Regions from separate parts of the Homo sapiens genome. Here regions 1 and 3 are each linked to region 2. The links are chromatin contacts, found by Hi-C or POLR2A ChIA-PET in ENCODE. All regions are on one chromosome and are shown on one strand. The core of a region is the stretch at or near the end of the contact, and the rest is flanking DNA. Distances in the headings are between cores, read along the strand shown. Region 1 holds the start of LYSMD1 (LysM domain containing 1). Region 2 holds the start of ARNT (aryl hydrocarbon receptor nuclear translocator). Region 3 holds the start of SEMA6C (semaphorin 6C).

The links. A loop is a pair of places that touch in the nucleus more often than their neighbours do. ChIA-PET counts read pairs that join two places held with the same protein, here RNA polymerase II (POLR2A). Pooled maps may share reads with other maps.
Region 1: a loop to region 2 is called in a map of CD8-positive, alpha-beta T cell, with 10 times the contacts of the local background. The contact joins the promoter of LYSMD1 here to the promoter of ARNT in region 2. A Hi-C loop is called at or near these places in 1 of 168 maps with a recorded cell type or tissue (CD8-positive, alpha-beta T cell) and 11 of 50 pooled maps. POLR2A ChIA-PET finds 5 or more read pairs at or near these places in 4 of 52 experiments (A673, B cell, CD8-positive, alpha-beta T cell and 1 more).
Region 3: a loop to region 2 is called in a map of Right ventricle myocardium inferior, with 3 times the contacts of the local background. The contact joins the promoter of SEMA6C here to the promoter of ARNT in region 2. A Hi-C loop is called at or near these places in 1 of 168 maps with a recorded cell type or tissue (Right ventricle myocardium inferior), 1 of 37 single-sample maps with no recorded cell type and 13 of 50 pooled maps. POLR2A ChIA-PET finds 5 or more read pairs at or near these places in 5 of 52 experiments (B cell, CD8-positive, alpha-beta T cell, activated T-cell and 2 more).

What each region holds. Positions count from the first base shown.
Region 1 is chr1:151,163,476-151,167,304 of GRCh38, forward strand. It overlaps LYSMD1 (LysM domain containing 1), which reads right to left and starts at 2,427. Exons shown (of 3, transcript NM_212551.5): 1 at 1,604-2,427. The coding sequence starts at 1,783. It overlaps TNFAIP8L2-SCNM1 (TNFAIP8L2-SCNM1 readthrough), which reads left to right. Exons shown (of 7, transcript NR_144937.2): 2 at 2,996-3,066; 3 at 3,459-3,547; 4 at 3,646-3,743. SCNM1 (sodium channel modifier 1) reads left to right here and starts at 2,669. Exons shown (of 7, transcript NM_024041.4): 1 at 2,669-2,728; 2 at 2,996-3,066; 3 at 3,459-3,547; 4 at 3,646-3,743. The coding sequence starts at 2,678. RefSeq lists enhancers at 1,909-2,614, 2,368-2,647, 2,615-3,321, 2,668-2,717.
Region 2 is chr1:150,875,185-150,879,030 of GRCh38, forward strand. It overlaps ARNT (aryl hydrocarbon receptor nuclear translocator), which reads right to left and starts at 1,415. Exons shown (of 22, transcript NM_001668.4): 1 at 1,359-1,415. The coding sequence starts at 1,383. It also overlaps a transcript of LOC107985204 not described here. RefSeq lists silencers at 1,041-1,470, 1,474-1,747.
Region 3 is chr1:151,144,915-151,148,369 of GRCh38, forward strand. It overlaps SEMA6C (semaphorin 6C), which reads right to left and starts at 1,717. Exons shown (of 19, transcript NM_030913.6): 1 at 1,519-1,717. RefSeq lists silencers at 1,465-1,924, 2,135-2,194.

The DNA.
Region 1 (3,829 bases), core at 1,177-3,676, 290 kb after region 2:
TAGATAATGAAATATAGAAACTACAGATATAGTGTATTCGTATTTTCTTTCTTTCTTTCTTTCTTTTTTTGGAGACAAGGTCTCACTCTGTCGCCCAGCCTGGAGTGTAGTGGCGCGATCTCGGCTCACTGAAACCTCCGCTTCCCCAGCTCAAGTGATCCTCTGCCTCAGCCTCCCCAGTAGGTGGGATTACAGGCACATGCCACCATGCCCGGCTAATTTTTGTATTTGTTGTAGAGATGGGGTTTCACCACATTGCCCAGAATGGTCCTGTACTCCCGAGCTCAAGCAATCCACCCACCTCAGCCTCCCAAAGTGCTGGGATTACAGGCATGAGCCACCACGCCTGGCCCACCACAGCCCCTTTCCAACTGAAATTTAATCTTTTCTGATTTCCTATCTTTGTGTGTGTGTGTGTGTGTGTGTGTGTGTGTGTGTCTCACTCTGTTGCCCAGGCTGGAGTGCTGGAGTGCAGTGGTGCGATCTCAGCTCATCGCAACCTCCCCCTCCTGGGTTCAAGCGATTCTCCCGCCTCAGCCTCCTGAGTAGCTGGGATTACAGGTGAGCACCACCACGCCCGGCTAATTTTTGTATTTTTAGTAGAGACAGGGTTTCACCATGTTGGCCAGACTGGTCTCGTACTCGTAACCTTAGGTGATCCACTTGCCTCTGCCTCCCAAAGTGCTGGGATTACAGGGGTGAGCCACCATGCCTGACCCCTATTCGTTGTTAATACCTTTACAAACTCACCACATTCTGTCACTTGTAATCATTATTTGTGTCCCTGTTCATTTCTCATTAGGCCATAAATTACATGAGGACAGCAACCATATAGTTTAAGTTTCTATCTCCCAGAAAAGTTATCACAGTGCTTTAAATACAGCAAGCATAAAAATGTTGGCTAAATTCAACATTTGTTTGAGTGAGATGGAACAAGAAAACAGGGGCAGGGATAGGGGGAGTAACCCCATCAACTTCAATGCTGTACATTTTTACATCTATCCAATTTCCCCCATGCATGACCTGAAATACTTGGTGTAGAGTACCTGTTTTGCACAAAGGAGGCCACCTTACTGGAAAGAAGGCAGAGCATTGAGGAGGAACCAAGAGCAAGGAGAGGTGGGCACTTTAGGAACTGAGAACTAAAAATCAGCTCTCCATTAGTTGCTGTAAACGTTTAATCACTCTCAACATAAAATTTTCTGTGTGGTTAATAGAGTCAGACAGACCTGTTTGAATCCCAAATCTGACGCTCATTATTTGACCTTAGCCAAACTGGTTAACCAATCCAAGTCTCAGTTTCTTCATCTGCCAAAAGGGAACGATAAATGTATACTTGATACAGATGTGAGGGTGAAATGAGCTAACGTATGTGAAGCCCTCAGCACAGTGTCTGGCATAATAAAATAGGAGCTGTTCCTCTCCGTTGGAATAGTAGGGCAGGACTTGTGCAACACTGTGATGGGAAAACAAAGATAAAGGCAGAACAGAGTGCAACACATTAGGAACATTTCAGGGGAGGTTACCTAGAAGGGCCACTACATTCTTCTCAGGACTAAATCCCTCCTGACTGTTGTCTTCACCCCAATCCTGGAAAACTCACCGTCACCCCATATTTGAGTGCTAGTCCAGCCAGGGTGTCTCCGGGCTCCAACTGATGCTCCAGGCGTCTTTCCCTCACTGGGGAGCAGGCCGATTGCACCAGGCTTCCATATGAACGAGCCCGGCTCCCTTGAAGCAGTCCTGACCCCCCTGGCGGGGGCTGTCTAGACGGGGAAGCCATCTCTTCACCCTGCCAACAGCTAAGGTTGCAACTAGGGGAGGTACGACCGAGACTGCGACTGACAGGCCTGAAGTCTGGGAATGAATATTCAGGGGATTCCTTTCCCCCTCTCTCTTCCCCTGTGTCCCCGCCTCCCCAGCACTACGCCATCTGCCCCCTCCCGGTTTCTCCTCCCTCCAAGCTACTTATCCACAAATCTGTCCCTTGAGTATTCAGTCCCTCCCTAATTCTCCCCTAAGCACCCCTCCGACTTTGGACTCCCCCACAACTCCTCGCTACATTGACCTCTGACCTTTGAACTCTAGAAATAATCCTCAACACTCTTTCCTCAGTTTGCCCCCAAGTAGCCTGGCCTCAGGGCGCTCCAACATCCCAGCTCTCCCCGGTCCCGGGGTTTGTTTGCTAGAGTCAGGAACAAATCAGGCCCACCCCAGGTGAACTGTCGCCGCAGACGAAGAGCGTGAGGATTGCAAGAATTTGTAGTACACCTTCCACTCAGAGATCCTCAAAGGTCCGCTCCGCATAAGATAGGTCACACCCTCAAATTTCGGCTCCACATCTAGGTTGTTGTCCCTCCAAACGCCTCAGATCCGCCAAGATGCAAGGGCCTGGATCCAGTTGAGCGGCAAGGTCTTTGAGAAAAGACTTCATTTCCCAAAAGGCTCCGCGTCTGCGGAGTCGCAGGGCACCATAGGAAATGCAGTTCCCTCCGAGCACCAGAGAGTGGATTTCCGGATCGCGCAATGCATGCGTGGAAGTGCGTCCCCGGAAGTACGGAGGCCGACAGGAAGAGAAGGAAAAAAGAGAAGGCGCTGTCCCGCTCTTGCTACGGTGGCCTGGAGGAGTGGCGAAACCGGAACAGAGAATTTATCACTTCTGGGACTCACAGTCGTGATGTCTTTCAAGAGGGAAGGAGACGATTGGAGTCAACTCAATGTGCTCAAAGTAAGCGTGAGCGGAGAGGATCTGGAGCCGCTTCAGTCGCTCCCTGAAGGTTGGGAAGGAGCTTTGTTTCATTGCTCTGGCAACAACTCGGGGGTGCAGGAGAGAACCAGGCGACTTAGAGCTGTGTAGTGACTCCTTTTTCGGTCTATGATCGCTGTTCTCCCCAGGGTCCTTATTCCATTTCACTCCTCATTTCTATAATTTCACTTCCACCCCTCTCTCCTATCCCGCTGATCCCGTCCGGATTTCTTCCCCTACTCCCTGCAGAAAAGAAGAGTCGGGGACCTCCTAGCCAGTTACATTCCAGAGGATGAGGCGCTGATGCTTCGGGATGGACGGTAAGAGCAAGGAGTGGCTCAAGCCTGAGGGTTCTGCGGTTAGAGGCTCAATAGACTTTTTTTTTTTTTTCCTTTGAGACGGAGGTCTCGCGGTGCTGCCCAGGCTGCCCTCGAACTCTAGGGCTCAAGTGATCCTGCCTCCTCAGCGTCGCGATTAGCTGGGTTTACAAGCGCATGCCACCACGCCTGGCTTCAACAAACTTTTGTTATTAATTAGGACAGCAGGAGTACCTAGGATTCTTTGGCGGCCAGTGAGGACTGGAAGAAGTGGAGATTGGGTCACCAGGGAGTTGGGTTTTGCAAAGACTGCTAGGACAGGGTGGGACCTATGGCAGGGACGGGCCCAACCCTCTTCCCCTGGACCACTTATCCTCTTCTCTACCCCTGCTCAGCTTTGCTTGTGCCATCTGCCCCCATCGACCGGTACTGGACACCCTGGCCATGCTGACTGCCCACCGTGCAGGCAAGAAACATCTGTCCAGTAAGTTAGGGGGAAGACGGGATGGGGAATAAACCCTCGAAATCTCTGCACACCACTCTTGGTGCTATGCTTTTAATTCTGTTTCCCTTTCTCCTCAGGCTTGCAGCTTTTCTATGGCAAGAAGCAGCCGGGAAAGGAAAGAAAGCAGAATCCAAAACATCAGAATGAATTGAGAAGGGAAGAAACCAAAGCTGAGGTAATCAGAGAGTGGAGAGTGTGTTCTAGGCAAGACCCTGCTGCACACACCAGGCTGGAAGGGCGGAGGGCTGAAGGCTCTGACTC
Region 2 (3,846 bases), core at 165-2,664:
TTTTATAGTTTTATTCTATCACTCAGCACTTCCTGCAATGTAATTTTTGCGATTAATTTTACCTCCCTTTCCTTCAAAAAAAATTTAAAAGATTAAAAAAAAATGACGTGACAAATTAACCATTTCTTAAAATAGCTATTCCCAGAAACACGGTAGAAAAGAAATTTCAGTGATTCAACTGTCCTATCAAAATCTGGATATTGCAAAATCATACTGCCTTTCAGTAACATGAAAAAAAATCTAATTTAAATTTCAACGTGGGGATGGGGGTAATCACTCCTACTGTTTTATTTTCAAGAAATTCTCCGCCCCACGCAACACACACACATATCTCAAGGCCCTTTTTAAGGCTATCAAATATATTGGTTTTTGGAAAAGGATAGACTTTATTTGGCAAGAATAACCAAGGTCTCCAAGATAAACTAGACCCCTAAAATGAAATGCCTTCTAAAGAGGAATAACTGTAACATAGAGGAAAGAGGGCTGGGACTAGTAATTTGAAGATCTGATCTCTCTAGAACTGCACTACACCCTACTCCATCTCTTAGACAAAACAGACCAAACCTTTTTGATATTTGATTATTTTTTGAAATTGAGAAATGGTGTGGAATCAAACTTTTCTGAAAGAGTTTGGAAATTGCCTCGACGTAGGCCTAACAAGATTTAAACCTGGGGCTGTGGAACTAAAGACCTGTCCGGAACCATAACCATTACACAAACCCCTGCCCTCAGCAGGCAAAGACCTACAGGCCCTCTTAACACAAGATCTAAGTTTCAAAGTATAGTCCGGGGACGGAGACGGGGACGGGGGTTGCGGGTGGGAGGTAACAGCCTAAAGAAACGTCGTATATATCAAAGAATGTCCATTTTTTATTTTTTAAATTAAAATCTAAACCTTTAAATGTTTGGAAGCAACGCCTCAACTAAAGAGCAGTGTGGTCCAGGGTTTATGAATCCAAACTACTCTTAAAGTAAACCGAGACACTCTGCCTACAGTTTTCGGCATCAAGCGGCTCCAGCGGGCAGAGGGTTAAAAGAGGACCACATCACAGACCAGACGCCGACCGAGGAGTGAGGGCGGGCCAGCCCCGCACTGGCTGCCGCTCCAACGGAGGTCAGGACAGGGAGCCCCCCTCAACTCCCACCTGCCCCCTCGCTCCCTTGGGTATACTCGAGTCTACCCAAGTCCCCGGGATCGGGCCCCTCCCCAGGTCACCGCTCCCCCACCGTCTCTCGCGGCCCCCGCCCCGCCCCGGCGCCTTCAGCTCCAGCTGCGTCCCCTCAGCCCTGGGTCTCCTTAGTTGTCAGCCCCTTCGGCCCCTCCCCTTTAGAGGCGCCCCAGTCCTCCGTCTCCTCACCGGGGTTGGCAGTAGTCGCCGCCATGGCCGCAGATGCCACCGCCGCCGCGCCACCCCCCCCCCCAGTGGGAGGAGCCGCCGCCACCGAACCGGGAGGGAGGGGAAAAGAAAGGCCACTCCCCAGAAGCGGCGCCTGACCGCCGCCTCCGCTACCGCGGAATCCAAGATGGCGGCTTCAGCAGCCCCCAGCATCCCAGCCCCTGCGGCGGGGAGACCCCGCCTATATAGTAGGCGGAGTCAACACACGGCCAGCCTCCTAAGAAAAATTGACCAATGAAAATGCCAAATCGTCCAAGGGCAGGGCTACTCACTGCGCCAGCCAGTCCAGTGAAGGGAGGGCGAGGAAGAAGTCCAGCTGTCTCCCTAATCTCGCCCTCCTTGCGTAAGAGGTCAATGACCGAGTAACGTCATTGAAATGCAATTAAAATGGGTATTTTAGGCTGGGCGCGGTGGCTCGCGTCTGTAATCCCAGCACTTTGGGAGGCCGAGGCGGCCGGATCACCTGTGGCCAGGGGTTCGAAACCAGCCTGGCCAACATGGCGAAACCCCGTCTCTACTAAAAATACAAAATTAGCCGGGCGTGGTGGCGCATGCCTGTAATCCCAGCTTCTTGGGAGGCTGAGGCAGGAGAATCGCTTGAACCTGGGAGGCAGAGGTTGCAGTGAGCCGAGATAGCGCCACTGCACGCCAGTCTGGGCAACAAGAGCGAAACTCCGTCTCAAAAAAAAAAAAAAGGATATTTTACTAAAAACCTTCGCTTGGTGGTGGATTCGTCTGAGTGGTTGCCGTGCAGACAATGTATCTTGTAAATCCTCTTTAGGTGCTAAAGAGCACCTAAACATCACATGGTGATTTGTAATCCTTTCCAGTTTTTTTCCTCTTTTAAGGACTTTTGTCCCTGGTGAAAAAGTTAAATGACTAACTTTTGAATGCCTGCTATGGAACCGGTAGTCTAAAAGGATCCAGGTGTTAACGGTTTGGTATGGGAGATATTGCCAGCCAAAATTGGAGGCAATAGATGAAGAAAGTAATTTGAGAATGGGTAACTTCTTTGGTCAGTGACAGGGACAGAGTGAGGAGTTTTGTTTGTCTGTTTTTGAGACAGAGTCTCTCTCTGTCGCCCAGGCTGGAGTGCAGTGGCGCAATCTCGGCTCACTGCAACCTCCACCTCCCCGGTTCAAGCAATTCCCCTGCCTCAGTCTCCTGAGTAGCTGGGATTACAGGCGCACGCCACACGCCTGGCTAATGTTTTTTGTATTTTTAGTAGAGATGGAGTTTCACGACGTTGGCCAGGCTGGTCTCGAACTCCTGACATCAGGCAATCTGCCCGCCTCGGTCTCACAAACTGTTGGGATTACAGGCGTGAGCCACCACACCTGGCCAGTGAGGAGTTTTTAATAGGGAATCAATAAGATGATGGCTGTGCAGATTTATTTTCTTTTTTCTTTATTTTTTTCTGAGACGGAGTCTTGCTCCATCACCCAGGCTGGAGTGCAGTGGTGCGATCTTGGCTCACTGCAACCTCTCCCTCCCGGGTTCAAGCAGTTATCCTGCCTCAGCCTCCTGAGTAGCTGGGATTACAGGCGCGCACCACCACGCCCGGCTAATTTTTGTTTCCTGGTAATAGGAAGCATTGAGCTATTCGAGGTAGGCACTGTCCAAAATGCTTTATATGTATTTACTCATTTAATCCTCACAACAACGATGAGGTAGGTTCTACTGCTATTTCCATTTTGCAATTAAGGAAACAGAAACAAAGAGGGTAAGCAAGGGACATCCAGCAGGTAAGTAATGTGGGAGGCAAACTAAAGGAGTCTGACACTGGAAACCTGTTCCACCCATCCCCCTATTTTAGCACTACAATTTTAGCACTACAAAGTACTTCCATTTTCATGTATCGCTCACAAAATGTTTAATACAAATTTAATTAAAATTTTAACAAAAATCCCATTATGCTATTGAACAGCTTTGCATTCTTAGAAGTTGTATATGTACTGCGCAGATTACATTGATCCACTTATTTAGTTTACTGCAAAGGTATTTTAACATAATTTACATATTATTGTTTACATCTGTTAAAATTTCATTTTTCTTTCATTTTGTTGTTATATTTATAAGTCACCAAAAAGAAAAAAATCATCCACCCAAAAGAAATACATTGGCTGGGCTGGGCGGGGTGGCTGTAATCCCAGCACTTTGGGAGGCCAAGGAGGGCGGATCACAAAGTCAGGTGTTCGAGACCAGCCTGGCCAACATGGTGAAACCCCATCTTTACTAAAAATACAAAAATTAGCCGGGCATGGTGCCGCGTGCCTGTAATCCCAGCTACTCCGGTGGCTGAGGCAGGAGAATCGCTTGAACCTGGGAGGCAGAGGTTGCAGTGAACCGAGGTGCCCCTGCACTCCAGCCTGGGCGACAGAGCAAGACTCCATCTCAAAAAAAAAAAAAAAAAAATGCTGTAGCTTCTTTACCAAGTAAAATGGATTTT
Region 3 (3,455 bases), core at 467-2,966, 270 kb after region 2:
CAGTCTACACACACACACACTCACACCCCACTTTAGGCTGGATTAGTCCAGCCTCTACAAACACTTGGCTGGCCTTTGCATTGGCCTTCTAGACTCAACTATGATACACCTTTAAGAGGGCTTCTTGTAGCTGTTTCTGGGAAGCAGCATCTGGTCAGCTCCTCAACTCCTGGCCTGGAGAAAAGATCACTCTGCCCTGGAAGAATCCGAGCTGCTTCACACACCCCATCTGAAGCACATGGGAGAGACCTGGCCGACTCTCCCCTTTCCAGATCCTCCCGTTGCTGGGAAGAGGAAACAGCCCTTCTCTCTCCTGGCCCCGAAGCCACCTCTGGGGAATGGCTGGGGTCACAGCCAGAGTCTAGGAGAGCTGTGGAAGGGATGGAGAAGGGGAGACTGGGCTGGGGACAATAGCAGGAAGCCTTTGGGCTGGTCGCCCGCCCCAGTCCACCTTCCTCAGAGGGAGCAGGGTCGCGCCAAGGAGCCTGTGGAACCGGAGCTTTCCTTTCTCCAAGCCATTTCCCCCACTCTTAGCTCTTAGCCCCACACTCAGCACCTACCCTCCTTCCCACCCAACCCCCAACCAGGACAATCCAGGTGTCTAAAGCCTCGAAAAGAGGTGGGCCTAGGGCCAGGGGCTCGACCTGTCTCCCCCTCACCGGATCCGGGGCTCCGAGGAGGGGCCGGTAGCAGAGTCTGGGCCGGGACCGGGTCCCAGAGCCACGTTAGCGAGAGGAGGGGCTGGAGGGGCCTGCAGGCGCAGACGAAGAGGGGATAGGAGCGGGGGTTGGGGAGCGGAGGCGGGTCTCCCAGGCCAGGGAAACAGGGCCAGAGGCTGAGAACCGACGAGGGCGGGCCTGAGGCCGGCGCTCAGTGGGGACCGTGGGCTCAGGAGGCAGTTGCCAGCTCGGATGTCCTCCTTGGGAGACCTCAGTCTAACAAAGCCCCGGGCCGAGCGGGCTGAAGGAAGGAGATAGGCGCTGGGACCGATGTTGCTCGAGGGCCCCATTCGCCGCCTCTTTGCACGAGCCAACCCTTCAGAGGGTGCTCAGATTCCGGCTTGCACAAGGACAGAGGAGCACCCGTGACACAAAGTCCGGAACGATGCGTCCCTCTTCCCATCCCTTCAGGGGCGTCAGGAGGGTCTAGTTCTCCGTGGGTCTCGGAGCCCTAGTTTCCTTGCTGGGAAAGCAAGGGGCCAGGTTTTCCACGCTCTCTACGGAGCGCGCCTCAAATAATCCCTTTTCGCGCTTCCCAGTCCAGCGGGATGCGACTCGACGAAAGCCCAATTGAACGAGGTGCCCAGACTCTGCTCTCACCAGTACAGTTACGGGGCTCGGCCACTGTCCCTCCTTCCTCCCTGCACCCCAATTTCGTTGACCCTCTCCGTCAGCCAGGCACACCGGGCGCCGACACCTCCCTGGTCCCCTAGCGCTTCAGAAGCTTGCCCCCCGCCGGCCGCGCCCTCCTGCTCCCTCCCCGCCTCCCCGCAGCCCCTTCCCTGCCCGGGGTACTTGCTCCAGGATTCGGGTCAGCGGGATCGAGATCGCCGCGGGCGGCCAGCGGCCACGCGCTGCGCTGAGTTCGCAATCCGTGGTTGTGCTCAGGCGAGATGCGATGAGCGTCCGAATTGGATGGTGCTTGAATTTGGGTTCCAGGGCGCTGTCGGGAGAGCCCTGGGTCCAAGTCCAGCCGCGGATCCGCGGAGGAAAACAATGCGACCGCCCGGGGCTCTGGGCTCGGCCCCAGTGGCCCCGCCCGCCTCCCAGCCGGGCCCACCTCCTGCCCGCCTTTGGGTCGCCGCGACTAATCCCGCCCTCGGAGGGCGGCTAGACACCGCCTTCTCGTCACCTCTCCGCCAATAGTGCTGCCCGGGGAGGGGCGCCAGGAGCACCGTCCACCCAGAGGGCCAGGCCGGGAGGCTGAACTGGAGACCAGAGACAGACGCGAGATGGAGAGACCCACGGACAGTCGCCGACACCGGGCAGAGGAAGAAATACATACAGAAGCAGAGACAGGCTGGCACAGGAGAGGCTCTGGGGAGAAATTTCCCAAGAGAGGAAGAGGAGCTGGGAGGAGAAACAGACAGGAAACCTGGGAGCCTCGCGGGGCTGGGCTGGGCTGTCAGAGCCTGCGCGATCCGTCCTCCCTTCCCCTCCTATACGGCTTGGGCGACCTTGCTCCCGAGGGCGCATCCCGCATCTCCCTGACTCTGCCCCCAACTCTCTGTTGCTCCTCTCTATGCGTTGTCCCTCTGTCTCCTTATTTCTCCCCGTAGGCCTCCTCTGGTTCGTCCTGACCCGGATAAGGAGGCCTAGCATGCGCGTGGGGGCTGGAGGCCTGGGAAAGGAAAGGAAGGTGTCAGCAGGAGGTTTCCCTTGTTTCCATGATCTCCTCCCCTCCCACCTCTACAAAGCAGCATGAGTTTGGGCCACTATGGCAAGAACTAGCTAGCAGTCAGGCTGTTGGGTAATGGAAGAGGGCAGGTGAGAGAGGCTGAAGCCAAAACAGATGTGGAAATCAAGACTAACTGACTCAGAGAAAGGCACAAAGAGTAGCAACGCTAAGACTTGATAAAGTAACCCACACAGCCTTCCTGCCCCACAGACATACGTCCCACCTTTCCTCAGAGGACCGTGACATCCCTCCAAACAGCAAAACTGCCCCTTCTCCCTCCCCACCCTTCATAAAGCCCCTGGGAATGTCAGTGAGGAGGAAGAATAAACTACTACAGACAGGATTGCTTGGTACCTTGGTATTGCCTGGTAGGATTCTTCTCTATGTGGGGCTGGGACAAAAGACATTCTCAAAATTCTCCAGGAAAGTGGGTGGCCTGGGAGACACTGGCATTCTCAGATAGTTTTATCTGACTGAACACTTCTACCCACATCTTGGACTCTGGACTAGAGGAAAGGAGGGGGAAGGGGTTTGCCACTTTAGGCCAGCCTTAACTGGACTGTGATCAGGGAGGGGAGTATCAACAACTAGGCTAAGCCCCACAGCGAGTACACAAGAGACCTAAACATACACACACATGTGCACACGCACATACAGAGAAAGAGAGAGACAGAGAGACAGATTTAAGGCCAGGTGAACCAGTAAGATGAACAGTAACTCAGTAAAGTCAGATCTAAAAAAAATAGAAGAAGATAAACAGGGACAATATCTACACAGAATTAACGGCCGAGGGATCTTGGGTCCAAGGCAATTCAACAAACTGTCAGACAGTTGGGGTTGTTTTAAAGGCTGGAAAGAAATTTTCAGAGAAAGACACCTCAAAATACAGAGGCACTGAGAGGTTAAAAGAAATCTCCTCAGCTCCTAGCACAGGGTTTAGGTACTCAGATACATGCTTATGGAATAGATTAGTGAGTGGGGATTAAGGTGTAATTCATTTAAAGTTTTAGGACCCAGCTCAAATCTCAGTTCAATCCAGTAAGTATTAAACACTTACT